Regions from separate parts of the Homo sapiens genome. Here region 2 is linked to region 1. The links are chromatin loops, found by intact Hi-C in ENCODE. Cell type or tissue: K562. All regions are shown on one strand. Each heading gives the region's core, and the rest is flanking DNA. Links, peaks and the distances in the headings are about the cores only. Region 1 has its middle 370 kb from the start of SASH1. Region 2 holds the start of LOC105378044 (a long non-coding RNA gene).

Region 1 (16,710 bases), core at 4,204-12,203:
TTAATTGTACGGAGCTACAGAATTCCTCTTGCCATTGAACTTGACTTCTTCCTCATATAGTTTGAAAATACGTACATTCAAGGCCGGTATTATTGGTGTCTGCAGGTTCCTGTGCTGCTTCCACACAGCAGTGAGGCTGTTTAGTGCCTGAGAAGTTGCCTCGCTACAATATAAAAATTCATTTAGAAGCTCTAGATAAAAACTTAATTAAAAGGTTATGGAAACAAAAGCACCATGTACGAGGCCTTACAACTTGCTAAGCTCTGGTTCTGCTGAGCCACCAGAGGCAATGAATTCTGCAGGTACTGGGCCTCATCTGTGAAAAATGCCTGGCTGCCAGCAATAGACATTCTTGGCCATAATGAGAAACCGAGGAGGGAAAGCTTGTCTTCTTATGAATTAGCTACTGAGCAACTACTGCCTCGTGTATCAAGACCCCCTTCTGGAATTTCACCTGAAATATGCTCCTAACATGAAGGCCATGAGAAATATGAGAGGCTTTTAAAGCTCCAGCTTGGGGTCTCCTATTGAGAAGTCAAGCTGTGCAAAGCTGTTTGTGCACTGCCATGTCTCAAACATATGCAGACTTGTGATCTGCTTTTTCTTCTCCTTAATAATATACAAGTCTAGCTAAAATCCAGTTTTTATGTTTCACACCATCATCTCAAAATGTAAATAAAAAGGATGCTTCCCAACCAACAGTTTCTCCAGCTGTCGTGGAGATGTCATTTATTGAGTTACTGTGCGGGGTCAGGCACCTAATTTGTGCTCAGTAAATAAAGTTGAATAGAAGAATACATGTTCATGAAGTGGGTGCTATTGTTCCTTGAACTAAAGAGGTAAAGTAACATACCCAAAGTCACACCCACAATGTGACGTCAGAATGCATCTTCTTAAGCAGTGCAGACTCTACTAGTCCCAAAAGACCTTGATTTTCTCTGAATCAAACCAACTGGATTCTTTTTATCTAGGGTGGTTCTAGATTTTGCGGGGCCTAAATCTCGAACCATCCAAGGTGGTACTAGATTTTGTCGGGTTCTACATTTTGTGAGGTCTCAAGCTGATACAATTTGAGAGACCCTCTTTAAGAAAAAGAATACAAAATCAGGCATATGCAATTCTCAACAGGGCCTTGGAGAGAGCTCAGTGCAAGCAATGGGCCCCAAAGCTTAAGCTGCTTTGGTTTCGTGGTAAACCCTACCCTTTTCTCCTCATTCTGCCTTGGCTTCCATCTTCAGAGTGGTACTTCCTTAGAAACAGCCACTGTGGAGTCAGGGAGATAACCCACTGGTTCATGTAAACACATAATATTTTGACCTAAGTCTTGGTTCATCTTCTTACAGCAGTTTCCCCCTAAATTCTATGTGGAAAGAAAGCTTGCAAGATAGATTTTTCTCTAAGAACTCAGAAAAATCTCTCTTGTGAGGTACTTGGAATACAAGGACATGATTATTGGCCTCAAGTGTCTCACAATCTATAAGGGTAGACAGACATGTTAACAGCTATCATCCAGTGTGATAAATGCTGTAAGACAAGAGTGCATAAAGTGTTCCAGTGGTCCCATCTGTTTTTAGAGATTGGCCTCTGACTCTGCCATCTCAATGAAGCCTTCTCATACTTTTCTGTCTCTCACTGATCTCCTCTGAAGTGATGAGACACTTTGGATCTGTACTGAAGGAACACGTAACAACTTGAGCAGTCCAGCCTGATCTTCCCATCTAGACTGAAAGCTCCTTGAAAGTGGGTGGTCTACCTGTCTCCACGGGCTCTATAGGGTAGGCACTCAATAACTTTCTGACTGAGTGAATGACTGAACCACTGATGGGTGGACGTCGATGGAGGATGGCACTCTTTCTGAATGATGTCATCTAAAGGCCAGTCCACAGAAGCCATCATTGAGCATGGAAACTGTGGGGTTTTTTTTTTGTTGTTTTTTTTTTTGAGATGGAGTTTCCCTCTTGTTGCCCAAGCTGGAGTGCAATGGCATGATCTTGGCTCACTGCAACCCCCGCCTCCCAGGTTCAAGCGATTCTCCTGCCTTAGCCTCCAGAGTAGCTGGGATTACAGGCACCCACCACCATGCCCAGCTAATTTTTGTATTTTTAGTAGAGACGGGGTTTCACCATATTGGCCAGCCTGGTCTCGAACTCCTGACCTTGTGATCCACCCAACTCGGCTTCCCAAAGTGCTGGGATTACAGGCATGAGCCACCGTGTCTGGCGGTAAAACTTTTTAAAAATTTTTTAACTCTACATTTTAGTGTGCTCTTGAGAGGTAGGAACATTTGATGTTTTATCCCAAAAGGGGATTCACAAAATTAATTTTCTCTATATATGTTTTTTAATTGAGGTAAAATTCATAAGACATAAAATTAATCATTTTAAAGTGAAAAATTTGGTAGCATTAAGTACATTCATAATGTTGTACAACAACCCCCTCTATCTTGTTCCAAAATATTTTCATAACCCCAAAAGGAAACCTATACCCCTTAAGCAGTCACTATCCATTTCTTCATCTCCCCAGTCCCTGGCAACCATTAATCTGATTTCTATCTGTATGGAATTACTTATTCTGGATATTTTATATAACTGGAATCAAACAATATATGACCTATAGTGTTTAACTTCTTTCACTTAGCATAATGTTTTCAAGGCTTATCCAGGTTAGAGTATGTATCATTACTTCATTCCTTTTATGGGTGAATAATATTCCACTGTGATAGACCACAATGTGTTGATCAGTTCATCCACTAACAGACACTTGGGTTGTTTCCTTATTTTGGCTATGTGAATAATGCTAATATGATCATACATGTGTGATCAATTTGTTTGAGTCTCTGTTTTCAGTGCTTTGGGGTATAGATCTAAGAGTGGAATTTCTGGATCATATGGTAATTCCATGTTTAACTTTTTGAGGAGCTGGTGAACTATTTTCCATGGCAGCTGTACCATTTTACATCCCCACCAACAATGTACGAGGGCCCCGATTTCTCCATATCCAATACTTATTATTTTTTTAAATTAATATTATAGACACTCTACTGAAATGGAGGTAAATTTTATGTTCCAATTATTACCCTCACTTTTCTAAATATATTCAATAGCCCTACGGGTTGATTCATATTCCATTTCCACTTTTCAATTTGAGTCCCAGAGTCTCAGAACCTGGTTGTTTTAAAACATTTGCTAAGTGTGGTGATTCATCAAGGATCTACAACCAGAAATACCATTTGACCCAGCAATCCCGTTACTGGGTATATACCCAAGGGATTATAAATTATTCTGCTATAAAGACACATGCACATGTATATTTATTGCAGCACTGTTCGCAATAGCAAAGACTTGGAACCAACCCAAATATCCATCAATGATAGACTGGATAAAGAAAATGTGGCACATATACACCATGGAATACTACGCAGCCATAAAAAAGGATGAGTTCATGTCCTTTGCAGGGACATGGATGAAGCTGGAAACCATCATTCTCAGAAAACTAACACAGGAATAGAAAACCAAACACCGCATGTTCTCACTCATAAGTGGGAGTTGAACAATAAGAACACATGGACACAGGGAGGGGATCATCACACACCAGGGCCTGTAGGGGGCTGGGGGGCTGAGGGGGATAGCATTAGGAGAAATACCTAATGTAGATGATGGGTTGATGGGTGTAGCAAACCACCATGGCACGTGTATACCTAGGTAACAAACCTGCATGTTCTGAACATGTATCCCAGAACTTAAAGTATAATAATAATTTAAAAAAATTTGCTAAGAATCACTAAGACCATGTAACATTGTCTATAAATGAAATATTCTCAGGATGGAGCATCAGGAGATAGAGATCAGTCAAATAAAGAAGGATGCTCAGCTGATCAATCTCCCTAAAAGTAAATGTTAAAGAAATTTCAAAATTTTACCCAGCAAAAGTGAAGACTTATAGGTAAATTTCATTTCAGTTATTTAATTTAGTCTTCATATTTTTAGACTACTCCGAAAAGTAGATTTCTAGAAGTAGATTAAAAAACAAACACAACAGCATGTTGATTATCTGAATTACATTTTATCCTCAGCAAAACTTACTTTGTTGTTATTGGCTAATTTTCTTAATCAAATATTTAGGTATCTTACACCCCTTGACTTCTATTTTTCACATGTAGAAGGTAACATTTGAAGATCAGACATTCCAGTTGCATTCTTTTTTGGAGTTTGTGTTTGAGAGGCTACTAATCTGAGAGCTGGGCTGCAGGAAACTCTGAAGGAAGATGAGGATGTGCACAGCGGGCCACTCCCTTGACTTACTTTTATAAATTATAAACTTACAGAACTTTGGACTTGTAAAGAAGTTTGAGGCTTTTTTTGGTTTTTGTTTTGTTTTAGACAGTCTCATTCTGTCGCCCAGCCTGGAGTGCAGTGGCGTGATCTCGGCTCACTGCAGCCTCCGCCTCCCGGGCTGAAGTGATTCTCCTGCCCCAGCCTCCCCAAGTAGCTGGGATTACAGGTGCCCCCCATCATGCCCAGCTACTTTTTTTGTATTTTTAGTAGAGACAGGGTTTCGCCATGTTGGCCAGGCTGGTCTTGAACTCCTGACCTCAGGTGATCTACCTGCCTCGTCCTCCCAAACTGCTGGGATTACAGGCATGAGCCACCATGCCCAGCCTGTAAAGAAGCTTTGATGTCAGTGATTTTAAAACAGATCTTTCAGAAGAACCTCTCCCGTACTATTTTTTTCCAAAATAAATACTATGCAGACATAAGACAATACATTAGACAAACAAGCAGAAACAAAACAGCAACCAAAACCTCAACAACAAACAGAAGTGGAACTGCTCTGGTTAGTCAGGAGTGGGGGCTTGGAGCCCTCATACTACTGAGCAGTGTCTGACTGTCCTAATCTATGTGACCCCCAAGGCATTCGTGGTTCCTTCTCAGATGCTGCAGAACACAATCTGGAAAGCTCTGATCTAGTTCATGGCCCTCTCTCTGCTATGGAAGATTCCAGCTGCTGCTTGAACCATGTAACTGACAAGGAGCTCACTCCCTTTGGAGGTATCGTATTCCATTTGTGAACAAGTCCAAATGTTAGAAAGAAATTGGACACGTTGATGCAAACCTTTGTCCCTGTAACTTTAATCTGTTAGTTCTTATCTCACCTTTTGGAACTCTAAATCTCTTTTCCACATGACAGCACTTCAGGTGTGCTGTCTCCTTTTTTAGTTGACATATCCCCAGTTATTTCCACCTCTGCAGACATGACATAGTTCCCAGACCTTTGCTGCCTTCATCACTCTTGTCTGGAATGCCTCCGGATGTCCTGGACCATTTATTCCGGGTGTGGACTGACCAGTGTTGAATACAGAGGACCTTCTTCCCCTGCATTTTTCTTTTTTTTTTTTTTTTGAGACAGAGTCTCGCTCTTGTTGCCCAGGCTGGAGTGCGGTGGTGCGATCTTGGCTCACTGTAATCTCTGCCTCCTGGGTTCAAGCAATTCTCCTACCTCAGCCTCCTGAGTAGCTGGCATTACAGGCATGCGCCACCATGACCGGCTAATTTTTGTATTTTTAGTAGATACGGGGTTTTGCTGTGTTGGCCAGGCTGGTCTCAAACTCCCGGCTTCAGGTGATCTGCCCACCTCAGCCTCCCAAAGTGCTGGGATTACAGGTGTGAGCCACTGTGCCTGGCCTTCCCTGCCTGGACTTCCACCAAAGAACCTGAAGCCTGGATGTTTTTTGGCAGCCCAGGTTCACCATTAGCATGAATGAAACTTGCAATCAACAAAAGCCAGATCTTTTCCACGTGAACTGATGATTATCCAGTCAACTTAAACCTCTAAAAGGTTATGTTTGGAAGTGAATCCGTAGAATATTCAGTCTGGAAAATAATTACCTATATACACCATAATGCATTTAGAATGTAAATTTCTTTTTCAGTTATCTACTATTGAGGATTATCCATGGTTTGGCCATCCTATGAGAATAAAATAAAGTGAGAAGTGGCAGATTTTTTCTGTACAACAACTATATAAAGGATATTTAAATAAAATCCTTAATAAATAATACAAGAGACATAAATAAACATATCCCAGAAAGCCTAATGGTGTAGTGCAAATCCCTTTTTTCCATTCTTTTGGATTTTTCAGGCTCTTATGACTTGTCTAATCACATGTTAGCATCAATAGTAATGATGCTTATCTTTTTATTATATAGTTTTTCTAGGTTACCAAAGTGCTTTGATAAACATTACTGCATTAAGTTTCCCATAATCCTCTGAGATAGGTCAGGCAGGTACAGTTAATCTCCTTTTTCATGTAAGACAACTGAGGCCCAGAGACAGGGCATAATGCATAAAAGGTTGCCCAGCCAGGGATGACAGTGTGACCGTACATCCCAGTTTGCCTCAAACAATCCCAGTTTATACAGGTTGACCTGGTCGGTGAACTTTTTTTTAGCAATCTGGTTGGTGAACTTTTTTTTGGAAAAAACTAGATATCTGGATTTGGACAATAACTAGAATGATGCTCTTAAGTAAGGACTCACGCTGAACTGCACCGCCTCTTCCCTCTGCTCTGTGCTCCCTTGCATCCACACGTGCCAGTGGTGAAAAGTTCATTCAGAGAACTCAGGTTACATTTTCTTCATAGTCTTTGGCATCAGAAAACGGTCTCAACCCAGGGGCAATTTGTCTTAAATGACTTCCACTGCTGACATGTCTGACCCAAAACGTCCCTCCATATGGAGCTCTGAGTAGACAAACTATTTCTTTTTTTTTTAATTTAATTTTTTAATTATACTTTAAGTTCTGGGATACATGTGCAGAACATGCAGGTTTGTTACATAGATATACACATGCTATGGTGGTTTGCTGCACCCATCAACTGGTCATCTACATTAGGTATTTCTCCTAATGCTATCCCCCTCAGCCCCCCAGCCCCCAACAGGCCCTGGTGTGTGATGTTCCCCTCTCTGTGTCCATGTGTTCTCATTTTTCAACTCCCACTTATGAGTGAGAACATGTGGTGTTTGGTTTTCTGTTCTTGTATTAGTTTGCTGAGAATGATGGTTTCCAGCTTCATCCATGTCCCTGTAAACACATGAACTCATCTTGTTTTATGGCTGCATGGTATTCCATGGTGTATACGTGCCATATTTTCCTTATCCAGTCTCTCATTGATGGATATTTGGGTTGGTTCCAAGTCTTTGCTATTGTGAACAGTGCTGCAATAAATATACATGTGCATGTGTCTTTACAGTAGAATGATTTATAATCCTTTGGGTATATACCCAGTAATGGGTCAAATGGTATTTATGGTTCTAGATCCTTGAGGAATCACCACACTGTTTTCCACAATGATGGAACTAATTTACACTCCCACCAACAGTATAAAAGTGTTCCTATTTCTCCACATCCTCTTCAGCATCTGTTGTTTCCTGACTTTTTAATGATCACATTCTAACTGGCATGAGATGGTATCTCATTGTGGTTTTGGTTTATTTCTGTAATGACCAGTGATGATAAGCTTTTTTTCATATGTTTGTTGGCCACATAAATGTGTTCTTTTGAGAAGTGGTATACAAACTATTTCTAAGCAGTCAGGTGATGAAAAGAGGATCTACCGATATGTTTTACAGTCCTAGAAGGTATCTGGAGTCAGGATAAAGCAAAGTCTAAACCATGGGTTTAAGAGGCCAGAGCTGGATAATTGTAGTTCTTTCCTTATGTGAAAATTTGAAAGCTGAGTGATCTGCAAATGATGGGAAATTAGTTTAAAAGCAGAAAAATAGAGTTCTTCTCTCATCTTTTCTCAGCAATTTCTATAAGCCAAAAAAATTGTAGGTTTTTCAAGATGTGTTTTGAAAGATATTAGGATTCATAAAAGATTATTATGTGCACATATAGTAAATGAGATGAAGTTCTATTCTGTGGTCATTCATAAATGTTTAGTGACACGCCCTGCACTGTCAGGACCTAGTTAATAGAAGCTATAAAAAGCAGCAATCCACAAAAACACTTTTGGGATATTTTGTGTGTTTTGTGAAGAATTTTTCATGTGGGTTTTGATTGCCTCATTGAGATGACCATAGTAATATGAACAAGAAACAATATTTTGTACATAACGTACACTGGGAATCTAATCAAAGCATTTGAAAAGATAGTGACAATAATAAATGTAAACTATTAATATTATTGTTTGGGACATCTGTCAAACTGTATTTGGCCTCATACTTCCCTCATTGGAACATTTGAGCCCTCATCAATCACACATCATTCCCAAAGGCAACAAATCATAATGGCTATTTCTCCTTTAGGACAAGGCTAAGCTTAAAGAATTTAAGTCCTGCCAGTGGCAGTAAGACTAAGTGCTAACAGGGGAAAGATATAAAGAGTTTTTTTTTCTTTTTGTTAGGAGCATTAAAAACAGTCACCAAACCATTGATTTTGATTTAACAGCTTACAAAGCTTCATTAAAAAGATTTTATATGTTTTCCTTTTCAATTCCCAACAATGAAAAGAACTTACTTATTATTAAATCTGTATTTTGTACAGACTTCTTCCTTATATTTCCAAGAAATAATTTTATATATGTATATGTATGTGCATGATTGTTTGTTCCTGTCTTTTTTATTCCTCATAGTATAATTGTAGAGTTTATCTTTAGTCCAAAAACTAGATAAAATCTTATCAAGGTAATTTAACTAATTCCTCGACTCCCTTTGGGACATTATCAAGACATTTGAGACTTATATGAACCTAAACCTTACAGACAAGCATTACCTCATACCTTATAGCCACACCTAGGTCTAAACATTGTAGACATACCTAGGCCTACACTTTATGGACACATATTGGCTTGCAGCTTTTAGGCCCTTAGAAGCTGATCTTTGATAGATATATATAGATCTATAACCATGTACATAGACTTCTAGGGGCCTATACCTTAGAGACATGTATAGGACTTTACCTTATATACACATATAAGCCTGTAGCTTGGAGCCACCTAGAGGCCTAGACATATAGAAAGGACCAAAATTCCTTGATGAACATTTTAAGGGCTAAGCATGCACCGTTGAGATGTTCTTATAATCACAGACTTTTCCAACTTAAAGGTTCAACATCCTAGGATCTCTCTCCCTCTGAATATTTGATGGACAAGGAAATTGAGACTCCAGGTGATTTGCATTAAGCTTGCAGATTTGATGATCAAGGACAACTCTTAAGTGTTCTGATTCTAGGCCAGTACCTATGCTCTAAGAGCATAACCACAGCTGTTCTTTGAATACAGAATGTACAGACATTCTGACCTCAGCATAATATGCTAGATTTGGAACCTGATTGGTGCAATAAATATGAGTAGATAAATTGATCTTATTCATAAGTTGAAATTCATATATTGAAATCCTAATACCCAAAGTGATGGTATTGGGAGATGGGGTCTTTGGAAGGTGTTTAGGTCATGAAGATAGAGCCCTTATTAATGGGATTAATTCTCTTATAAAGGAGACCTCCTTGCCCCTTCTGCCATGTAAAGACATAGTGAAAACGATGACTGTTTACGAAACAGTAAGTGAGAGCTCACCAGATACTGAATCTGCCTTGATTTTGGACTTCCCAGCCTCCAGAGCTATGAGAAATAAATCTACTGTTCATGAGCTACATAGTTTATGGTATTTTTTATAGCAGACAGAACAGACTAAGAACAAACCATTATTGAGCAACCTTTTTTATTTCTAAACCTCCCTCATGTTATGTTCCTTTATATGTAGATATCTAAAAACCTACCCCAGTGTCAAAATGGAGTCTCTTAAGATAGCCCAAGGCATTCTGATATTTTTGCAGTTAATACATTTCATTTAAAACATCACTGAGGCAGATTGTTGTCAGCTTGTAATTTATTTAAATTGGTGTTAGTTTCATTTCCATTTCTGTGGTCTCTGGCTTAGCATTTCAGAGGCAGAAAGCGAATCTGAGTTCAGAAAATGCCATATTTGCTTTTGGAAACATATGTTAAATCTTGCAAGGCCTATAAGTAATGACTGATTTCAAAATTAAAAATAAATAAAGAAACCCAATGGCAAGGCAGGTACCTTATTTTCAAATAAGAAGGTGAACATTTTTAGAAGGGCTGTCTTGGATATTGGAAACTGCCAAGCAGGCCAGTGCAGTCTGGGGCTAGCATGAAGTATTGATTCAGATGTCATAATTAAATGAGCCTGAGACTGAGCTCAGATAGACACTCTTTGGAAAGATGGATAAAGAGTCAGGAAGAGATATGAGTTAGAGTCTCTTTCCCTAATAGTACTTGTCAGAATTTCAAGGGTGAGAGGTTCTATCAATTGGAACAAGAACGGCGTGGGTGTGATGGGATTTGGCACCTTATCAATTCTCTCCCTTCTAAGAGAACATGTGTGACATCTGTGATTTATTTCTGATCTACCAGTCTGGTGAGCATGAGTCTTGAGTTTGCTGCCAAATTACTGCACTCGTCTACATGCTAAAAGGCTGCTGTCACATTTAAGACTGTCAGAAATTCAGATCCTTCCCATGGGTGATCCCAGAGAGCACACAGAATAGGGACTTACTTTTTGCTTGTGGCGAGCCACGTGTGGGAGTTATGTTGTTACCAATCAACTTACATTAATCATGTTAGCTTTTCCCACCTCAACATCTGCATATATGATTAAAACAATATTATTGCCATATCAATGGAAATATAAAACATGAAATAAATTCTCCTATAATCTTACCACCCTGACATAAATGCTACCTTCACAGCCTCTGTTCATATGTACTCTGTAACATTATATTAACTTTTAGAAAACTTTTTCTGATCAACAGCAATTTATCCCATAGGGAGATATCTTCAAAATTGAGGAGGAGGACATTCTTAGTTGAATATGAAAAAAGAAGAGCACTCTAAAATCTATGGCACATCATGGGGAGGAAATAAATTAGATTGCAACAGCTTCTGAAAGGGACACACATTTTCCTTATCGCTAGTGTGGCTCTTGGAAGGTCTTTCATTTGCCAGCCAACTCTATATGGATTAGGTCCTCTGATCTTTACATCCTCACCCTCAAAGGAAAGAAGCAGGTGATGATATAAGCATATAGGGCATCAGTGATATTTTATATTTTTCTTTAAATGCCACCTCTTCCCAGGTCCGTAGCAGGGAGAGATATCATTTAAAGTTGACACCGCAGTTCCTCTGGCCACTGAATCATGACCTTCTGACCTGGGAGCTAGCCTGAATCTATAGGATTTATCAAGAAGACCTTAATATTGCAGAATGGCAGTCCTCACCAATCATTTGTTCACCATCTCTCTTTTCTTGTTCTATCCTCATTATTAGAAGAGTCATTATTTTAAGCCATTCAGTTGCCTCAGGAACTGTAAAGTAACCCTAGTGATAATTCTCCATGGCACTTAGAACCACATAGTGTTCCCCTGATCATTTGGCCTAACTTACTCAGAAAATGAAATTTACAAATTTTTTTGATTCCCAAGGTTTTGCGCTACAAAGGCTGTTGCCATCTGTTTTCTTGTCTAAGAATTGTAATCAAACTGGAAAACCACCAGGATGTATTTTATTTATTGACAGGCTAACCTCCTGCATATTTATAAGATGTAGGTTACGAATGTGTGCAAACTGACCAAAAATGTGATATAAACTGTTTTATATGGTGGGAAGTGCTCACATTTTTTTTAGAATTCTAAAACTGGAGAGACTCTTAGTTATTCTATTGCCCAACTCCCTAATCCGACAAATAAGGAACAGGAGGCTCCAAAAGGTTATCAGCCCAGAATCTGAGACTTCAAGCAGTGTAGCACAGGCTTTGAAGTCAAAAGCCCTGGCGTGAACCACTGATTTGTCTCATACTTAATCCTTGGAAATCCGTGAGCAATTTACTCAGCTTCTCTCTATAGCTTTGTGTCCTCAGCTGTAAAATGGAGAGGAGATACCTGTTCCAAAGTTGTCGGGAGGATTAAATGAGATAAGTTAACAAAATGCTGAGCCCACCATTCCTGGCACATTTTGGTTGGTGGAAGCTACTCTTTAATCAATGGAAATGATTCTTTATGTTGGAGGTGGCCACAAAGAGAGATTCCATCCCCAAGACTGGAAGTCACACGTCCCTTTTTTGTAGGGAAAAGACAGTCTGTTTTGAAGGAACACCACCTTGGAGGAAAGCTTATTCCTGTAGTATTTGGACTTTCATCCTCATATCGAGATATGAGAAAATTGTTTTGTTCATTTATACAATCCCTGCTGGAAAGTGTTGCCAGAAATAAACAAGCTCTCAGGAGCAAATGATTCATTTCTCATCTACTCAGATGACATCTGGTTTAAGTGTGATGAATACATGCTTGTTTAAATCATGTGGTGACGGTGATGCTATCTGACAGAAATGTGTGCAAATATTTGGGGAATCCCTTAAGTGCCTGCTACCAAAGGGTGAGCTTATTTAACAGGGGGAAAAGCACAAACTTCAGTCTATCAAATCAATGCTTGCATCCATTTCCTAAGGCTATAAGATTTGGAGCTACAGCGGTCGCTCTATTTGAAGAGTAGGTGGCTATTTTGACATTAAATGTAGATGCCACTAGCAGCATGAGGATGTGAAACAAATGCTCAATGGTCACTGGGACATTTAGGAAATAGCCTTTGAATAAAAGAAATGTCAAGTGACCCTACATGTTTGAATGGACTTCAGTACATTTAATGGTTTGGTTATTGTTTTTATTACCTTCACAGTTATTCATTTAATAGTGTTTAGTGGATTGTGCTAAGCCAAACACAGAACACCGAGGAGGAAATGGAAGATGTGTGTCTGCCAGGGGACTTCACATGGCCACAGGGGAAATAATCAGTCTTAACATAATGCTTGATTATTCAGATCCACACGGGACAGATGTGGCACATCCTGAAAAATGCATGGGCATTATCAGCTATTTTGAATTGTTCTTGCCAAGCCCACTCTTCCTATCCTGAATAACCTGAGAATTAGCAGTATTTAACTGAAATGTATTGAGAGTCATTTGTCTGAAGGGAATTTAAATTATATATAGAAATTCTAAGTTATCTGAATATTGAAAGTTGAAGGCTTATGCATAATGCACAACAATTGCTCGCTGAGTTAGGAATAAACATTTACATGGAGAAAATCGTGTGAAACATGGCAAAGCATAAGGAATGCACGCTCGATATACAGCCCATTTAATAATATATGCAAAAAAAGAAAGAACAACTATCTGTTTTATGCAGGCCATCAGTAGCTACTATTTGTGTAGCACTTTACAGTTTTTAAAATACTTTCCATGATTTATATCATGTGAGATGATGATCCTATTTTACACCAGGCAATTAATAATATTTTTCAACAATATAATTGGCATCTCAAATACATAGTTGTTTTCCTGAAATATCAATAAATAAAACCAATTTTATGAGGCATTTATATAAAGTAGCCCCCAAATGTTTCATAATAATTGATTTTTACATATGAAGCCTATTATCTCTGTCATTATATTTTCTTCAAGTGATTTGTTGCTAATTTATGTTTGGAATGATGGGGAGGTCTATAGACAGCATTGAAGTGGGCATTTTATCGTGGAACCAAAAATATACCAGTTTATCACATATTTCAGAATTTTTCAAGCGTGTCCTTAAGCATTAATGGTAATAGAGTAAATGTGCAGTGAGCAGAAATCATCTCTGCTCAAATGAGAATGAGCTTCAGTTAATGGGAAGAGGTTTGGTGATTGTAGGTTGGAACAGCGTCTTTGAATACCTTCACCAGACTAGATTTTATAAGAGTACAAAATGCAGAGGAGTGCATATAAATATGTGGATGTGTGTGTGCATGTGCTTGTAGGGTGCATAGAATAAAAACTGGAAGGGTACACACAACTGACGAGGAACTCTCTGGGAAGTGCAGTGTAAATGGGAAGGTGATGGAAAGGGATTTTTTTTTTTACTCCATATACTTCTATATTATTTCAATGATTTTTGCAATGAGAATATATTCATTTACTACTTTTGTAAAAATTTTAAAAATAAGCCTAAAATGCACCATGATGCCGAGAATTAAAAATGGACCAATCTGGTCACATCTGCTTTTTTTTGTTTATTGGCTTGTAAAGGAATTTTCTGGTTTTTCCTCAGATAGATGTGGTTCCGAGCATCTAGGGATGGAGACTCTCCATTTTTGGCCTTTCTTATCTCATTTGCTGTATTTCTGTTCAGTGGTGTGCTATTAACTGTTGAACAGCTGGATCCTGGGATAAGAAGGAAGATCCAATTTGTAGCATTTGCTGATACCTGTGGTGTAAATATTTTCAAAGTAGCCAATTTTCAACTACCAATCTGATGTCAAGCAGCTCACAAAATCTCTAGAAATTGTCAATTGGCTGTCATTCCAGTGGCTCAAATCGTGGTGTCTAACGCCTTGATTCTCCTCCAAAAGGATGCTCTTTTGGACTGAGTATCAGATTTCTGAAAACCTATACTGTTAGAAGGGAAGGTTCAGGACAGAGAAAGAGGAAGATTCGTTGGATAATTCTTTAGCCAACCAAGAGTGGAACTGGAGGCCCGAAGGCTGAGTCTTCCAGAGCCTACCACCAGATTGAAGTGGCAGCTGCCAGTCTTCCCACAGTGCCAACGGGCACATTCCCAACCCAGTAGTGCCAATATAGAAGAAAGTAGGCCTCAAGTTCTTCATTTATAAAATGGAAATAATAATTCAATGAAAGGCTAAGAACTATAAATCACTTAGAAAAAAAGTGTTATATTTAAATATTTGCACCCAAAGATGTTTTCTTCTTCAAATCAACACTTCTGAAAGCTTTCCAACTTTCTCCAAATGGAGCATAGTATGATTCTACAGCTTTGTGTTCTCGTTCCGATCAATTCTAAAACAATCTTAAGTCAATCTTAGAGACAAGGAAGGGTATTCTCTGGACCTCTAAACAGCTTCCTCTTTCAAGGCAGGTTACACTAAAGGACAAGCTAGCCTAACAGTGTGCTTTTGGCATAGCCTGGTCAAGGACAACTAGGGGTTTTGACTTAATTAAGATAAGGCTTCTTTCAAGTGACTGCTTGGAAGTCAACAGAGGAGACTTGGGGTAGATCTCATCTTCGTGCTCAAAGGGCAGAAGCTGAGAGCAAAGAATGGTGTTTGAGGCTTTTGGCAATAAGGGATTGAATGATGAGAACTTTTTGCCCTGTCCCCGACCCATAGATGAGAGGAGGATGCTTATTTCTATGTGACGCCAACCTGTAGCAAGTGGGAATATGTAGACCGATTTCATCTACAACCAGGGAAGTGGCTGATTGACTACAAATTAGACATCTTGATGTCAGTAGAGGTTATTTAAGTGATACAGACTAAGAAAAGCACATTGACACAGTCAGCACAGGATAACATAGATTCTCTGTGAGGCTGACTTCGCCCAGTATCCAGCAGTGGCTGTGTAAGAAATCCTGGTCTCTGTCTGCTGGCTGCACTGCTCTCTGGAGAAGCACGCACAAGAAAGAAGCGTTTGATTTGGAGATGATGGGGCGGAGAGGTAGCCGGAAGAATGTCTTCACCTGAGTTTGCTTTGGTCGCTTGTTGAACATGCTGGCTCCACAGGAAGATTAGACCTTTCTTGTTTGTTCGGAGCAAGCATTCAGAACACCCAGGGCCCTCAGCCTCCTACAGCCGCTGGGCAGGTAAAGGGGAAGCCTGATGCCTTGCCCTGAACTAAGGGGCTTCGTTAAAATTTCTCTTTTTCTCTCTCCTGTAGTCTACCTTGAACTAGACTGATGGTTGTGTTTATTCTTTGGTCTCTGTGTGCTTTTGTTTTTGGGGGTTTCTTTTTGGTCTGTGATCTCTAGTTTTGTTCAGCAGTGATTTGTAGGAGGCATGCTGACTGTACTGAATACCACCCCAGGTACTGCTCAGAAGGCGTCCCTGAACTTCAGCAGCTGTTAGATCCTAGCATAAACCGACACAGAGAGACAGGCTTGTGGTGAAACACTGGCCTTTCTGCATGCTGTTTCCAATCAAACACAGATTGTCCTTTCCGCCTGGGAGAATCATTTCCAAAGCCAAGTGCCTTTCACTAAAGAAATGTCAGCACTCTCATCAAAGGCTTTGGGCTTCTTTGTAAATGTCCAACTGCATGGGCTAGAGTGCTTCCCCCTGGTGCTGCCTTAGTTGTGTGTTGGTGGCACTGAATCCTGTTGCTTATTTTTATGTTGTTTGAACTTTTAAGATGGCTATTGTTTCCAATTCTTCTATTAAGTCTTCTGCTGAATACATTCCTGTGTGTGGCTCTATTTCTCATTTCTGCATAACACCCTGCAGTATTCAAGTGGTACATCTGAGGTTACTATTGTATGCCCTACTTCTGTGATGCCTTGATAAGGAATATTTTTCACTTCTTGTTTGATATGAAATTTTAAATCCCAGTGAATCAAAGTTGTTGGATGGCATCTTGTGAGTTGCATTTACAATAAAGAATTGTTCACAAACTTCCTCTCACCACTTGTGTAATCTATAAGCTACATGAACTGAATAGACAATACTTTCTAACGTGATTTGTTGACAGGATAGTGGTGGGTTGATAATAACTACAATTACTAAGCCTCTGCAATGCCAGATCATGTGATAAATGTTTTACATATTCATTTTTGAATCAAAGTAGCTTCAAAGCTAGGTAGTATTTCTAC
Region 2 (16,710 bases), core at 2,951-10,950, 230 kb before region 1:
AAGGGTGGAGATGGTGAGATTTCTGAATAGAAACTAAATGTGCTAAATGTAATTGATTGATATATCTCTGATTTAATCAAAATTTAAGGAATAGTGTGAAGTTTTTAAAGTTTCAGAGATCGTATCATCTATTTTACTATTTTTTTTTTTTACATCAGTCTATTCTTTTCCATTCAAGGAGGGAGTTTCACTGGGATTTTAAGACAGGCAGTTATCTGTAAATCCAGAGTCACCATTGTAGACTTGATGTATTTTTTAGAAAAACCAGATAGTTGACGTGTTTTTCAAGTTTGAAACTTCCTTATTTGTTTTCATATGTTCAAGGAGTACTACAATTAATTGGAAAGTGTGTCAACTCTGGATTTAGACAGGCTTGGCTTCAAATCCTAGCTTCAAAACCTGCTCTTTCTCAGTGCAACCTTGAGCATCATTTTAAAGGCTCTTTTCTCATCTGTAAAATGTGACTAATATTATATGTCTAGGTGGGTAGCTGTGAGGATTCATGAGATCATGTGTATTAAGGTCCTACCATAATACTTGGCACAGTTAAGAGACTGGAGGCAGGTTGGCTGTCTCCAAATCTAGGCTGTGCCACCTGCTAGCAGTGTGACATCAGGCAGATTATGCAACGTTTGTGTGTCTCTGTTTCCTCATCAGTAAAGTGAAGATAGTAGTATTATCAATCTCATTCAGTGTTGTTGCACAGACTAAGCGAGTTGATAATGTAAGGTACAAAGAACGATGCCTGCCACATAGTATGTGTTATGTGTGAAGTGTTTGCTGTAATTAGTAGTATAATGATAATAAGTTCTCAAGAAATCATAGCCATTTTACATCCTTTAATTCTTTTCTTTAAAATACTGTCAAAACTTTCTCCCTAATTTGATATGTAATGTTTGAAATATCATAAATCGAGAAAAGTCTTGCTTTCCATAATGATAATTTGTACAATTATATATAACTTATACAGATAATTTACACAGACTACATTCATTGAACAGCTACTAAGTGCAGCGTAACTCAGGAGAGTGAACATATGGACTTAGATGGGCACAGGGAAGCAAGAGATTACTATATACATGTACCAACTATTTACATAGACTTTCTTGAGAGCATGTTCTGATGGGCTTGGGCATTGGGGATGATAGTTCACAAGGCCATTTCAGATAGGCTGAAATTTTGATATTTTGACCAAGGAAAACCTAGGTATATTATATTCAAAAACGAATCTTTAAGCATGTATCTTAGCATTTAGTCTCAAAACTGGATTTCTCTTCTGTGACTTAGTTTTCATTCTTCAAGGGGCCATGATTTCCCTTGAAGATGCAAATTTTAATCTGGGGCATTGATTTAATATTGCTAACAGATAAATACTAGATGTGTTTGGAGGTATTTATATTTATTCATATTAACTACAGAATACATACCAGCCTTATTTGGGTTTTGACTTCTTTATGATTATAGTAGTGTTATTAAAAAACAAAGATAAATCAACATTTCAGTACAAATGAAAATGAGGAGATTGATTTATGATTGGGTTAACTTTGCAATGCATGTATATTATGTACATGCATATTATGTATATTATATACATTATAGTGTATTATATGTTACATATGTGTTATACTATACATACATATATAGTAATGTATTTTTTTATCAGGTTTTTTTATAATTGACAGCATGTCCCTCCCATCCTCGGGAAGGGTGAGTTTTCAGTTCCCCCTTCACCGTGCTTTTTCACTATGATTTCACTGGGCAACACTTAATTAAACTTCATTTCCTCTTTTTATGCTCCAGGTATTATTATGCCGCTACCTTCAAGAAGTAATTTGCGTGCTGTTTATTGGAGCTGTGAATTTAATCATCTCAATCCCACGCTATTACAGGATGACTATAAGAAGATGTATTGACATTTCTTTGGACACATAATTTTGCCTCCATTGTGTGTTGTTTTGCCAGAATACTGAAGGCAGTGTTTGTATGATGGCACATCCAAATAAAAAGCAGGTCCTCCTTTTGGGACAGTGATCCATTTAAGTTATTTGTTTCAGTACATATCCTTAGAACTGAAGTTTTAAAATAAGAATAATCCTGGAAAAGATGTTTAAAGTACCACAAAGTATAGGCTTGGAAAGGAAACAAAGATTGAGGGCTTTTTTTTTTTTTTTTTTTTTTTTTTTTGCCCCTGGGCTGGAATAGAGTGGAGTATTAAACATCCCAATTCTCCCAACCAGCCTCTCCCATGTTATATATATATATATTACATACACATGCACACGTTTCAAATTTCAGTCTTACAGTGTATATAAATGTATATACTTATGTTTTCTGCACAAGCCAGGACATCGGTTATTTCCTAATCTAGTCTCCAGAAGAGAAAAAAGAAAAACATACAGAAAGGAATGTATAAGTTACGGAGGATAAAGAGAGGGGTTATGATATGATCAAAACAATAACAGTTAAGATCTTTTGAGATTTTATTATTGTAACCAGTAATCAGCTGCTCACCACTCAGAGACCAAAAACATGAGAAGCAAGGCATGGTGAAAGGAAAGGAAGGCAACTTTATTGATCAAATGCTAGCAGATGGGAGATGGCCGGGCTTCTGCCTCAAAGAAGCCATCTCTGCCTTTTGGGCTGAGTGAAGGGGTTTTGGCAGGAAAAGGTATGGGAAATATATGGTAGTGGTGCAGGAAGGCGCAGGTCTGCATGTCTAGTTCCGATGTTTATCTTGAGTAATTGCCTGTTGGGTTGGTGTCATCCTGACTTGGGCCGGAGAGTGGTGAGCTAACTATTCGTACTCCTTCTAAGCGGGAGGATTCTGCCACTTGGTTTCTTTACCTGTTTCGTTTCAAAATTGGTCTCTGGAATTTCTAAGCAAGCACATAATCAGATAAGCAAGCACTGTGCGCAGAAGTTCCTGGTGTGAAAGGGAGAAATTAAGAGTTTCAAAGTATGTTTCAAGGTTGAAAGCAAGAAAGGAGAAAAATGTTTTCAAATGCATGTTGAGGCTGGAATACTTGGCTTCATTATGAGCTTGTTATTCTACATATTTTATATAAACTAGTGATTGTAGTTTTGAATATTTTCATAGCAGAGGGTGGAGTAATTGACATAGGGGCCTGAAAAATGCATCCAGATGTCTATCTGCAGGTTTTACAAACTCAGAGTTCACAAGGCTCAAACAAGGTAATGCCTGGGATGAAAAACCATAAACTGAGCTCAGAGACCTGTCTGGCCACCCCTGACTGTGGCTGACTGCCCACAGTTGGTACAGCTTCCAAGTTTTAAAGAGAAGCCATTAATCTGGATATTTATATGTGAAATCTCTTGATTTTGAATTTCTGGGAAATAATTCAAAACCTTTTCCTTGACATATTATGAAAAGCACACCACACACCCCCACCCACGAGCAGACCTCATCCTGTGGGCCACCTGCCAGTTTAAGAGAATTACAAAGTCAGCCTGGAGCCTGTGAGAAAACCCGGAGGGGCAAACTGAGATCCTTGGTGGTTTCATCAGTGGTTTCCTCGGGAGATCACCTGACCATTTAAAAGCTCTGCCTGTCTAGGATGGTGTTGGGGAAAAAGCATCACAGTAATCAAGACAGGTTTCCCTTCAGACAGAGCAGGGCAGTGTTTCTAGTTCTGTTTTCCTTGAGCCTAGTCAAACATGCACAAATCCAAAACTTGAGTGACTCTGCGCTACTAAAGCCCTGGATCCTAGTTTTATTTTTTGCCAAAGAATATTTGAATAGCAACTGACTTAATACACTATAAATAGTATCAATTTTTGGCCAAGCACAGTGGCTCACACCTGTAATCCTAGCACCTTGGGAGGCGCAGGCCGGAAGACCATTTGAGCCCAGGAGTTTGAGACCAGCCGGGCAACATAGTGAGACTTCATTTCTACCAAAAATAAAAACAAAATTAGCCAGGCGTAGTGGCATGTGCCTGTAGTCCCAGCTGCTTGGGAAGCTGAGGTGGGAAGATTGCCTGAGCCCAGGAGGTCAAGGCTGCAATGATCAGAGATCTCACCACTGCACTCCAGCCTGGGCCACAGAGTGAGACCCTGTCTCAACACAAAAACAAAAATAGTACCAATTTTTTAGATCAATGGAAAGAGATTTTTAGTACTGTCATTCTTTTTTCTGGAAAAAGAGAAAATGGGTGATTTACTAATCAAATAGATGCAAAGTCATTTTTGAATAGGCAGTTATTTATGTTTGTTATTCACATTAATTAGATACATTATTTTAAATTATTTATACTTGTTAATTTTATTTGTATTTTCTTATTTTATTTTATTTTATTTTTCCTAGATGGAGGCTTGCTCTGTCACCCAGGCTGGAGTGCAGCGGCATGATATCAGCTCACTGCAACCTCTGCCTCCCGGGTTCAAGCAATTCTCCTGTCTCAGCCCCCCAAATAGCTGGGACTATAGGCACATGCCACCACGCCCGGCCAATTTTTGTATTTTTAGTAGAGACAGAGTTTCACCATGTTGGCCAGGCTGATCTCTAACTCCTGATGTCGTGATCTGCCTGTCTCAGCCTCCCAAAGTGCTGGGATTGCAGGCATGAGCCACCACACCCGACCATTTATACTATTTTAAATTATTTACATTATCCATTATTACATTAAAGTATTTACATTTATTACATTATGACTTGCTTCATTTTTAAACTATTCCTTTGTCATGCAACGCTGCCTCTTTAAAATAAGTAAGCTACCCAGAGATACGCATCAGGAACAATAGGATGGTTCTCTACTGCTCAAATATCTGGGGGTGAGAGCTACACATGAGTATTTTGAAAAAGATTCCTATGTGATATAAAAGTGCCTTTCTGAAGATAACACTAGGCCAGATGAGCTTTAGGCTGTGTTTGAATTGATCTCCCACTACATTTCTTTCTTAAACCTAAATTTCACCACAAGTTACTTACGCATAGGATTCCAATGTGAACAGGTGCTTCATTTTAGCTAAAACAGAACTTCCTTTCAGTGAAGACATGTGCCTCCACTCCCTGTCTGTGGCACGGTGGGCTGACATTTTTGGATCACAGATCACACAGGCCTAACCTTGCCATACTATTCCTTCACCTTTCTGGAATTCAGCTCTTGCTTCAGAATATATTATCAGATGTACAAATGAAAGCAGGAAAAACGAGGCCATTCTTAAAATGCTCCTTTTTCCCTATATACCTAGTTGAATTTTTTAAATAAAAGAAATAGAAATATATAAATAAGTAAACAAGATCAAATGAATTGCATAATGTACCATGTGACCCTCCCTGTCTATATGGGAATTTTAGAATCAAGGCTAAACATACACACGAAGCTTCATTAACTTCTGACCAATCCTCTGTCTTGTTGTTTCCTAGTTAACTGCCAAAGCAGTTGGCATTACTAGGAGAAACCTGACATGACCTGAATATACAGGCTGGGATTCAAAATTGACTGTGTTAAGTGTGCTGTTTAATTTTTAAAACAAGAGACTTTTTCTTCAGGTATACATTCAAGTATTCACCATGGAATGGCGCCTCTGGTATTGTGTCTCAGGTACTTCTTGAAAGGCAAGTTAATCATGGGTTGGGTCAAAGTCCTGGTTTTACAGTAAGACATATGGACATTAGATCTACTAGAGGTAAAGACATGAAACCTTAGTTTTCAAACCAGGGGTTTGAGAAACCCAAGAATGAGCTCCCCAGAGGAAACATTTTTCTTTGCTGGGGGTCTCCAGACCGTGCCAAGTTCCTGAAGCCGTTGACATACAATGACCCTTGAACAAGCCACCCCCTCCCAGGATTCTTTGTTGCCCTGGGGGGTCTTTGATGAGATAATCATTTAAAATTTTCTTGAATTTCACATTTGTTTGCCGAGGGTCTAGGGGTTTTACTGAATTGAGCAATTACTTCAGCATGTAACATGTTGGTTTTATTAGTACTAGCATATTCTGAACTGTTGAAGTGTATCTGTTTTCAAAATATGTTGCATGCGGATTAACATAAAAAGGCAAACAGAAACAGTGCTTTCCCGTGAATGCTGGTTTTGAATGACGAGTGTGTTTGCTGTCCATGATGAAGTGCGTATGTGTTGTTGGCAGGTATCCCATGCGCCGTTTCCAAGGGTAGGAACAGTACGAGGCTTCTGATCACAACCCCACAGAAGGGAAAGTGGTTGAGTAAGAACCTTGAATATATGGAAAAACAGGTTGAGTGTGGTCTGAACCTGAGGGTAGTGTGTTACCACGAAACACAATTCTTCTTCGGGTGTGTGTGCATGGGGCCCTCCTTCTCTGCTCTTTTCTTTCACATTTTCAAAGCTCATCATGCTGCCATTTCTTTGAAGAGGTTTAGTAAGAACCTTGAATATATGGAAAAACATATTTCTTATTAGGCACCTCAAAACTAGGTCCCACCCACGTCTATTTCCCCTCTGCGTGTTTATATAAGAAATAAATAAAAAGTTTCATGATTTCTAGTTTGCAACCCATATTCAACATGCAAAGACTGACAATATTGTTGAAATATCTAAAACCTAAGAAATTATTTTAGTCAGTGACCATGGCCTGTTTGTGTCATCAATATCCTTTTAAAAAAATATGAGTTTTATATGTGCAAAAATGTAATAACAACAAAATTGTGGTAGTATTATGAAACAGTTGCAGGCTGGTTTTGTCTGGCCTAAGTCGTCTTTTGCCCTGTGCATGTTCACTAGTGTGTGTGTGTTTGTGTGTGTGTGTTGTGTGTGTTTGTGTCTGTGCTTTTTTTCCTTTACATGCAGTGGAAGTTGCCTGCTATGGGCCTCTGAGTCGCTTTGGGTGTTTGATTGTTGAATTGAAATGATTCTTTCCCTTGTACTGCAGAAATAACCAATAATAATCTTCGCGTGACCTGCGTGTTTTAAGAAAATTATCCTGGGGCTATCCTGGTAGGATATACGTACCATGCTGTTTCTGTGATATATAAAATTATTATCAGATGAAAACAAAAAATCATATCAGGAAAACATTTCATTCCTTATTTTAGAGCTAGAATGGACTTTGACTTTTCTTCATGCTTATTTATCTGAGAAAGCATTAGGTAGACTCTGAAGGAGGCATTTGCCTTTCTCCATGGGCTGAAGGGGGCAGTACTCTATCCAGTTAAGAACTAACGAAGTTGGACAGTTGGACATTGGAATGTAACAGAGGCTTCCCGAAGATTAAGATAATGAAGTTTCTCCTTGATCACCTCTGCAGGGTTTTCTAAAGGACAAATGAGCAACTAAAAATGATTTTCCCTCTTCAGGAAGGAATTAACTTCTTATTTATTATTTTCCTAAAGAAAAATTAGAAGTAGAAAAATAATAAATGATTAATTTTACTTGTTGTACATAGAGGCTATCATTGTGTGGTGCTCTCTTTATATGTGAAAGTGTATTTGAAATAAATCTTAAAATGTGGAGGTACAAGAAGGTGATTGTTCTCTAAATTGCTGTATTACTGTAAAACTAAATTTGAAGGGAATTTTTAAAGAACACCATATATTCCATTATTTTGACAACCCATCAATTTATGAAAGTAATCTGAGCACATACTTCAATTTATTAGAGATAATTGTTCTGGGAATGCTAACACCCAAGCTCAGTAAGATCAATAATAAATTTGTACCTGAATTTGGGGTTATGGTTTAACTTTAATCCAGTCCATTTACTCCTCAACTAGGCCGGGCGCAGTGGCTCACGCTTGTAATCCCAGCACTTTGGGAGGCTGAGGCAGCCGGATTACAAGGTCAGAAAATCAAGACCATCCTGGCTAACATGGTGAAACTCCGTCTCTGCTAAAAATACAAAAAATCAGCCAGGCGCGAGGGCGCCTGTAGTCCCAGCTACTCAGGGAGCTGAGGCAGGAGAATGGCGTGAACCCGGAAGGCGGAGCTTGCAGTGAGCCGAGATCGTGCCACTGCACTCCAGCCTGGGCAACAGAGCGAGACTCTGTCTCAAAAAAAAAAAAAAAGTTGTAACTACTCCTCAACTATTCACATACTATAGATTGTTTGTATTAAATATATTAAATAGGAAATTTATCTTCTAAAGTTCACTCATTTTATTTGAAGCAAATGCATATAATTTTAACTGATACTGTCTGCTTTTTCATCTCTTGAATGTCTTAACACAATATTTTATGTATTTTTATCAGATGACAATTGTTATCTCTTTAATTAATCCAGTTAACCCATCCTGCAATTAATTCACAATAGGCATTTTAGTTGTGACTCAAAGTCCCCACTTAGTAAATGTTAATTCATAAGTAATATTCATAACTGAATGCTGGAGAAAAACTGCCCAAAGATTTGGGACTTAATAGAGTCTGTCTACAGCATTCTTAACTGGCGTGGTTTATTATAAGGTGAAATTTATAAAAAGGGATTTCACAGTTAGCCCTTGAAATGGCTTTCTGGGTGGGGTTCATGTTTAGTGTTTATTAAATGCTCACTGTATATCAAGAAAGCAGAGAGGCTTAATACCCTGCTCAGAGTCACGTAACTAATGTATGGAATAGTCAAACTCAAAACCCAAGTCCAGTGCCTTTTCAGCTGTACAGCACTGACTGCAAAAATGGTTAGATCAAGTGAACATTTAATATTCTTTCAATCTTAGTTTCTAAATAGAGCTGTCTGCCTATTTACTAGCTGTGTGACCTTAGGTAAGTTACTTAACCTCTCTGAGTCTTAGACATCACATCTGTAAAAAGAAGATAATATTATTATGGTAATTAAATGAACTAATATTTGTGAAGAAATGAGAATAGTTCCTGAGACATAGTAAATGCTAAATACATACTTATCTAAGTAAAATAAATATAACTATTTCTCAAGTAAACTTTTTATACAAGGATAAAAGTGTAACAAATGTTAAGCAGAAAATTACTCTTGAGCTAAAGAAAGGAAAGTAGAATTGCTTATACTGAAAGAGAAATGATTTTTATATAGCTCACAGGATTCTGTGAGAAATTGTATCGGTGAAAACAAATGACCTAGTTTCTTCGACCAAAAAAACTACAAGGGAGAAACAAGGAAGGAAAAGGGGAAGGCTGTGGATTAAAAGAAACCCAGGCTGGGCGCGGTGGCTCATGCCTGTAATCCCAGCACTTTGGGAGGCCAAGGCGGGCGGATCACCTGAGGTCAGGAGTTTGAGACCAGCCTGGCCAACATGGTGAAAACCTGTCTCTACTAAGAATACAAAATTTAGCTGGGTGTAGTGGCACGTGCCTGTAATCCCTGCTACTTGGGAAGCTGAGGCAGGAGAATCACTTGAACCTGGAAGGCAGAGGTTGCAGTGAGCTGAGATCACACCACTGCACTCCAGCCTGGGCAACAGAGTAAGACTCTGTCTCACAATAAATAAATAAATAAATAAATAAGTAAGTAAAAGAGACCCAGCAATCACCGGGTGTGAGGTTTACTTGGATCCTACCCTAACTAAACTGTAACAAGAACAATTATAAGATGGTAGAGAAGTAGAGACGTCAATTGTATATTTGATAATATCAAGCAGTTACCATTAAAATTTTTAAGTGTGATAATAGTATTCTTGTGATTTTTAAAAACAAAATTCCTCTATTTTAGAGCTATATACACAAATATTTACAAATGAAATTACGCCTAGAATTTGATCAAAATAACTGTGTGTGCCTGTGTGTGTGTGAGTGTGACTATAGATGAAATAAGATTGTTCATGAGTGTCAAAATTGAAGCTGGGAGATGGGTATGTGAAGATTCAGTCTGCCATTCTTTCTATAATACTTTTCTATATGTTTGAAAATTTCCATAGTGAAAAAAAATTTAATGGAAAAAAATGTCTTTACTGGAAAAACTATTCTCAGAGTTCTTAACAATGATATCTGATATTTACAGAGTGCTTTAGATGAATTGTCTCAATCTTTACAACAACTTGATGAGGTAGGTCCGATTATTATACCCGTTTAACAGATGATAATATGGGCCCAATCTTTGCTCTTCAGCAGTCTGTTTTCCAGAGGGGATAGATGTATGCATCAGACAAATCTGCTCCTGAGAACTGCTGTCCATCCAGAGTGGGTAAACCAGGAGAGTGCCATTCTCACAAACAGTGTTTTCACAAAGTGCACACTGTCCAGGTGCATTACATGTTAATTACACCCATCTTGTGTCTCACTAGTGATTTAGGAGAGTAGGCCAGGCATTGTGAAAAGCTCCTGTACTAGCTGTGTGCCTCTGGGAAGGTTTCTTTCTTTCTTTTTTTTTTTTTTTTTTTGAAACAGGATTTCCCTCTATCACCCCGGCTGGACTATGGTGATGGGAACAAGGCTTACCGCAGCCTCCACCTCACAGGCTCATTACAGGCATGCACCACCACGCCTGGCTAATTTTGGTATTTTTAATAGAGACGGGGTTTCACTATCTTGGCCAGGCTGGTCTCGAACTCCTGGCCTCAAGTCATCTGCGCTTCTCGGCCTCCCAGGGTGCTGGGATTACAGGCGTGAGCCACCATATCCAGCCAGCAAGTTACTTTCTTTATCTGAGCTTCATTTCGCCTGTAAAAATTACTATTTCCATCCCTGTTTCACTGGATGGTTGTGAGGATGAGTAGTTTGAAGACAGAGACCCTTGAAGGGATCAGACGAAGAAGCTCACTCCTCTGGATCCTCGGTGCTGGGCACAGAATGAATGTTTAGAACTGTGTCTTTCATGACTGCCTCCCTCCCTTCCTCCTCTTTTGAGTGGAGTGAAAAATTTGAAGCTGTCTCCTGGGCTGCTCAGACTCCCTGAGGCCTTGGTGTCCTGTATTCAGGGATGGCTGCGAATGAGTACAACAGTGTAGGTGAAGTGACCTGGGACTTCCTTGCTACTCTGTTGTGTGTTGATTGCACACACTCATGCTAGATTATTTCTAAGGCCTTAGTGGTTCAAGTTTACAGATTTTATGGTACTTACTTTCCACTTCACTTTCATGTACTTTGTCAAGGAGAGTAATCTGTAGACTAGAAATGCCAAAATAATTAGAGTTAAAGAGGAAATCCAAGATGAGAAAGCAGTGTGAGAGAGCATACAAATTTAGTTAAAATGAGGTCAAAGGATACTGAAAAGGCTTACAGATATGTCTTCATAGCCAGTCCGATGTCTTCAAGAAACTATCATGGAAGGTCTCAGAAGACATTTAAGGAACCAAAAGTGGGCAGAGGTGGATTTCAAAAACTATGGGTTGGTACTCAATATGCACAGTGGTAGCCTGGAATACAAGGACTAGTACGTTTTACTAAACATCTCGAACGTAAAGCAGGGGTCACTAGGCGGCAGCCTGGATTTGCCAAAAATAAGGCATGCAAAAGTAGGCTCATTTTCTTTATGATGGGGTTGAGACTAGGTCATGGGCTGCAACACATGTAACTCTATCAGGATTTCAGGCGTTTAAGTAACACACCCCCTCAATCTACCCGTGAGGACCATGTTCAGTAACAGTCACAGGCTGTTAAATATCATGTCAAAAGAAAGGCCTGCTCTTCTCCTCTGGGTACCAGTGTTTTAGAGGGATGCTGACACTAAAGGTGATGTCAAGTTTGGAAATTAGGAAGTAGTTGAATGGGTCAGGGATGTTTGCTGGAAGAAAAGAATCCCTGTGGGACATGTGAGCACTGTCTCACAACATTTGAATATGAGGAAAAAGAGGTGTTTCCTTATCTATGTTTTTTGGGAAGTGCTACCGCAGGGATTGCTAGGACAACAGTGAAAAACATGGCTGGAAGTTCTGTGAGGCTGAAGTGAGTGGTCTAGGCCCTGAGGGACTGGCCCTGCAAATGGAGGGGCAGGATGTTGTTCAGGGCATGAAGGCAACAAGGTTGCTGCTGAATTAAATGGGGATGGTGAAGATGGGGGCAAACACTGTTTTGACTTCACTCAATTGAATATGATCTCTTCTAAATTTTGACTTATACCATTCTTGTAGTAATTTTGCCAAGCCGTGATTTTTTAAAACCTGTCTTTTTGTTTTTTGAGACGGGGTCTCTATCACTGAGGCTGGAGCACAGTGGCACAATCTCAGTTCACTGCAACCTCTGCCTCCCTGGCTCAAGCAATCTTTCCACCTCAGCCTCCCGTGTAGCTGGGACCACAGGCACGCGCTACCACGCCCGGCTAATTTTTTTTGTATTTTTAGTAGAGACTGGGTTTCACCATGTTCCCTAGGCCGATAAACCTGTTTTATTATCTTTATTTATCAGCCATTTGAAGGTAGAAACTCTGTTCTATTCCTTCTTGAATTCTTATAGCTGCTGCGTTGGTTGTCTTTAGTATTTTCCATTAATTTTAATACCATTTTCTGTCATTTTCAAATAGCTATTAAGTTTCCAAAAGTAATTGTTTTTTTCTGAGAAGACAAAAACCAAAGGAATCATGCTTGGATTTTGGAAAATATATCTCTCCCTACATGTTGGTGGGAACAATTCTGGCCCTTCTGACTTAGTCACAGTAGACAAGTTGTTCTTTATATATAGAGGGCAAAACCTCACTCATCAAGCCAAAGTTTCTCACCAACTCAGTTGAATACAACATGTAATTACTTAAGAGTATTATATTTTCACCTTGGTAAGTGTTCAAAAATTGCAGATTTATCCCAATTATCAAGTCTGGTTGGGAAGAGCCTTTGAAATGGAGTCCACCATGTAATGGGGGAAAAGATGTCCCTTACTCAAGGAGACCAGTCTCTTGGTATGTGTGTGGTGGAAGGGACAGACTGTGGCACATTCATCGTTCAGGAGCACAGGTCATTTGGATTAGAATCAGATTCTACCGCTAACCAGTTATCTGACCTTGGGCAAGTTACTTAAACTCTGTGCCTTAGTCTCCTCACCTGTGCCAAGGAAATAGTAATAATGCCCACCGCATATGGTGGTTGTAATGTTTGAATGACTTCTTGTATATACATACTTAGAGCAGTACATGGGTGGTAAGTACTACATAAGTGATTTTTATCATCATTATTATGCATAAGGCCAATCCAGTGGAGAAAATTTACTTGGAAAAAGAATAAAGAAAGACTAATTGTTCTCCTTCACCTCTTTGGTTCCTCTTCTGGTTTGACAGTGGGGCCACAGTTTCACTTGGAGAGAAAAAAGGGATGTATGAAAAAGAGAGAGAAGAGGAGAAAGAAAGGAAGGGAAAGATGACAGCTGATATCATGCTGTTGTTCATTTCTACCAGGAAATGAAGTCCATTGCATTGATGGACAGTAATTCCCTAAAAAAGCAAATTCTGGAGTTAATACAAACAGCCATTGGGTCATTATTATAAATTTCACTTCTGAAGCATTCAGCCAATGATAGAACCAACCCTATATATGGGTTGAACCAACCTGAATGACCCCCATAATCAGTAGTTTGATCTGGCAGTACAATTAAGTCAATGGATGCCTACTAAGGTACTCTCCGTTTATTGACTCTTGTTGATTTAAAGGCTAAGGGCCTTCTCTCTAAGTTGCATTTTGGTTAATGACATTTAATGATATTTTCATGCTAATAACCTCAACTTGCTGACATCTTGAGATGTATTTCTTTGGCTTCTATATTATAACTTTCTTTGGCTACCCAAGTTTTTGATAGGAAATGTTGTCTGTTACTGAATATTTTTTTGTTTTGTTTTTTTTTTTTTTTGAGACAGAGTCTTGATTTGTTGCCCAGGCTGGAGTACAGTGGTGTGATCTTGGCTCACTGCAACCACCACCTCCTAGTTTCAAGCGATTCTCCTGCCTCAGCCTCCCAAGTAGCTGGGATTACAGGTGCCCACCACTATGCCTGGCTAATTTTTGTATTTTTAGTAGAGATACGGTTTCACCATGTTGGCAAAGCTGGTCTTGAACTCCTGACCTCGTGGTCCACCCACCTTGGCCTCCCAGAGTGCTGGGATTACAGGTGTGAGCCGCTGTGCCCAACCTGTTAGTAATAATTTGTTGGGAGAGAAACCATCCTATAAATGTGTGGAGGACTCTTGTTGGGGATGATGTCATATTATAAGTTTTCAGTAAATATAGGTTGAATGAATAAAGGAGTACGAATCATTTCAAGCAGTTTATACCAAACCATTTGATGGAATATGACCGGGTTAGAGTGTATGATAGATGTGAATGGCAAAGAAGCCAGAGGAACCTTGAGTTGTATTCAGAGGATATATTGACTCTGAAGATAAAGGGTAGAAGAGTTAAGAGGGCATCTTGGTATTCATTTGGCACAATTAATGTGAAGAAAATTGTAACCTCCAAAAATAGAAAAGTGATTTATTCCATTCTGTTACTAAAGTAGTGTGTATATGCGCATGCGAGTGTGGTTCTAGATGTATATATACATAAAAAGCAATGAAATGAGATTTTTCTTAAATAAAACCCGCTTATTTTCATCACTGTACAAATTGTTGTCATTCAGACTTTTGATAAATTATTTCCTTTTCTCTTTCTTATTCCTTATCTGCTGAATGCATATCACACCCCTCATGAGCCAGAAACTGGTTTATTATATGATATAAAATATATCAAGGTTATTGGCACATATGGGAGCTTTCCTGTAGGAGACATAGAATTATGTGTTTTATAGAACTTCTAGAAAACACAGCCTCTACCTGCTTAGAATTTACATTTGAACATATTGAGAGATAGGTATTGTCTTAAGCAAAACCATCGCTTGACTCTAAGTGTCAACATGCATAAATAGCATATGAAATCTGCTTTAAATCACAGATGAGGTCATTGAAAATGTGCATCTTTTTAGATGAATGCAAATACAGGACAGAATTTCCTGAAAATAATGTATTTCACTTAGTTGGCTCCATATTCCCAATCTGGGTTATTATGTTATCAATTTATCCTAGTAACTCTCTTTTTCAATTAATTATTTAATGTGTGTTTTTGTGTCTATATGTATTCATCTATTTTTGTTCCAGTGCCACATGTCTCCTGACTTTTCTTCCTCAGAGTAAAAATGCAAGGATCCGTTGCTTCTCTCTCTTCCTCTCCTGTGACCTCCCTTGCACACATTGCTTTAGACCAGGCTTCTCACAGTTTGATGAGGCTCAGGATAATGGGAGAAGGAAGGCAGCTGTTCAAACACAGATGACTGGGCCCGGCACAGTGGCTAACGCCTGTAATCCCAGCACTTTGGGAGGCCAAGGCGGTGGATCACTAGAGGCCAGGAGTTTGAGACTACCCTGGCCAACCTGGTGAAACCCCATCTACTAAACATACAAAATTTAGCCAGGTGTGGTGGCACATGCATGTAGTCCCAGCTACTTGGGAGGCTGAGGCAAGAGAATAGCTTGAACCCGGGAGGCAAATGTTGCAGTGAGCTGAGATCGGGCCACTGCACTCCAGCCTGGTGACATTGCAAGACTCCATCTCAAAATGAACAAACAAACAAACAAAACACTATGGATGGCTGGACTCCACACCCAGCCCTAGATTATGACAAAGTAGATCTGAGAAGTTGCATTGCTGACAGAGTTCTGGGTGCTGCTGCTGCTGGGCAGATGACCACATCATGGCTCCAACGACACATCTCCTTTCTGCTCCTGGAACACACCAGACTTGTCCCATCTCAGGGCCTTTGCACTGGCTATTTCTTCTTCTTGGAAAGTTCTCTTGTCGAGACCCTTCAGGTTTTTTCTTAAATGTTATTTTCTCATGAGGGCTTCTTTGGTTGCTGAAGTTAGAATTGCAACTCCCCCTTGCTCTACAATACTTCCCACCCTCTTTCCTTGCTCTTTTTATCTTTCACCCGTTTAACATGTTATATAGTTTATTTATGTGTAGTGTTTTTTTTTCCATCTGTCTCCCTAGTAAAACGTAAGCAACGGAAGTGTAGGAATTGTCTATATTTGGTTGCTTTCTTGTTGTATCCTCAGCACCTTGAACAGTTCCTGGTACATAGTAAGCCTCAGCAAGCACTTGTTGAAGGAGTGAATGACAGATTCACTAAGAGTTTACAACAGGGATCCAAAAGAATTATTGCAACCACAAAATAGGGTTCAGTCAGTGATGGTTATAATTAATGCATGCCGAAGGCTCGTAGTTCTCTAGGGGTTTGCAGAAAATGTTTACTTTTCGGGAATTTATATCCTGAAAGACATGAAATTATTAACCCCCGTAAAAAAATGGATCAAACCAGATGACACTAATCACACGATTGAGGCCTGTTCTTGTACTAGGTGCAAAAGAGTTGAGTTTCTGCTGGTGAGACGCTAACTCTCTTCTTCTTAGGACCTTTCTTTATTCTTTTTTTGGATTAAAGAATAATACTTGTGGAAATATTCTTTTTTTTCAGAAGAGATCTGAACTGATTTACAGGAAATACAAACGTATATAATAAATAGAAGATGGTACATAAATAATTATATGAAAATCTGGTAATATAGTAATAACTAGTAATAGAAACTCTCATCATATATTAAATATCAATTGATTATATCTCATTGTAGCATTCTATCAGAACCTTGAAAACAGTTACATCCCTGGCTCCATGCTTTTAATTCTTTGATAAAATTGAATATAATATATTTGTAGAGCAGAGAATCTTTGTGTACATGTGTATGTCAGTATTATTCCTCATTATCTCTATGGTAAAATGGAAGATATAAGCATCTTGTTCTTGAAGTCTGAATTTATAATCTTGATATGTCCCTCTGACAAGTGCAAAATCTTACTCATA

What was found. Peaks named below come from ENCODE experiments on the same cell type or tissue, not always from the same donor. Only the 100,000 strongest peaks of a DNase experiment are listed, where the experiment ranks them.
Region 2: it touches region 1 in a loop (2.4-fold over the local background); 2 of 110 quality-filtered maps call a loop at or near these places.

Annotation. Positions count from the first base shown.
Region 1 is chr6:147,962,184-147,978,893 of GRCh38, forward strand. No RefSeq gene overlaps it. Among named protein-coding and RNA genes, the nearest start is that of SASH1, 370 kb to the right of the region's middle. In K562, for the core only: a CTCF peak has its summit at 9,001 (motif pointing left); no DNase peak of the experiment used is centred there.
Region 2 is chr6:147,735,517-147,752,226 of GRCh38, forward strand. LOC105378044 (a long non-coding RNA gene) reads right to left here and starts at 7,781. Exons shown (of 2, transcript XR_943098.3): 1 at 7,657-7,781; 2 at 5,918-6,368. It also overlaps a transcript of SAMD5 not described here. In K562, for the core only: a CTCF peak has its summit at 7,119 (motif pointing right); no DNase peak of the experiment used is centred there.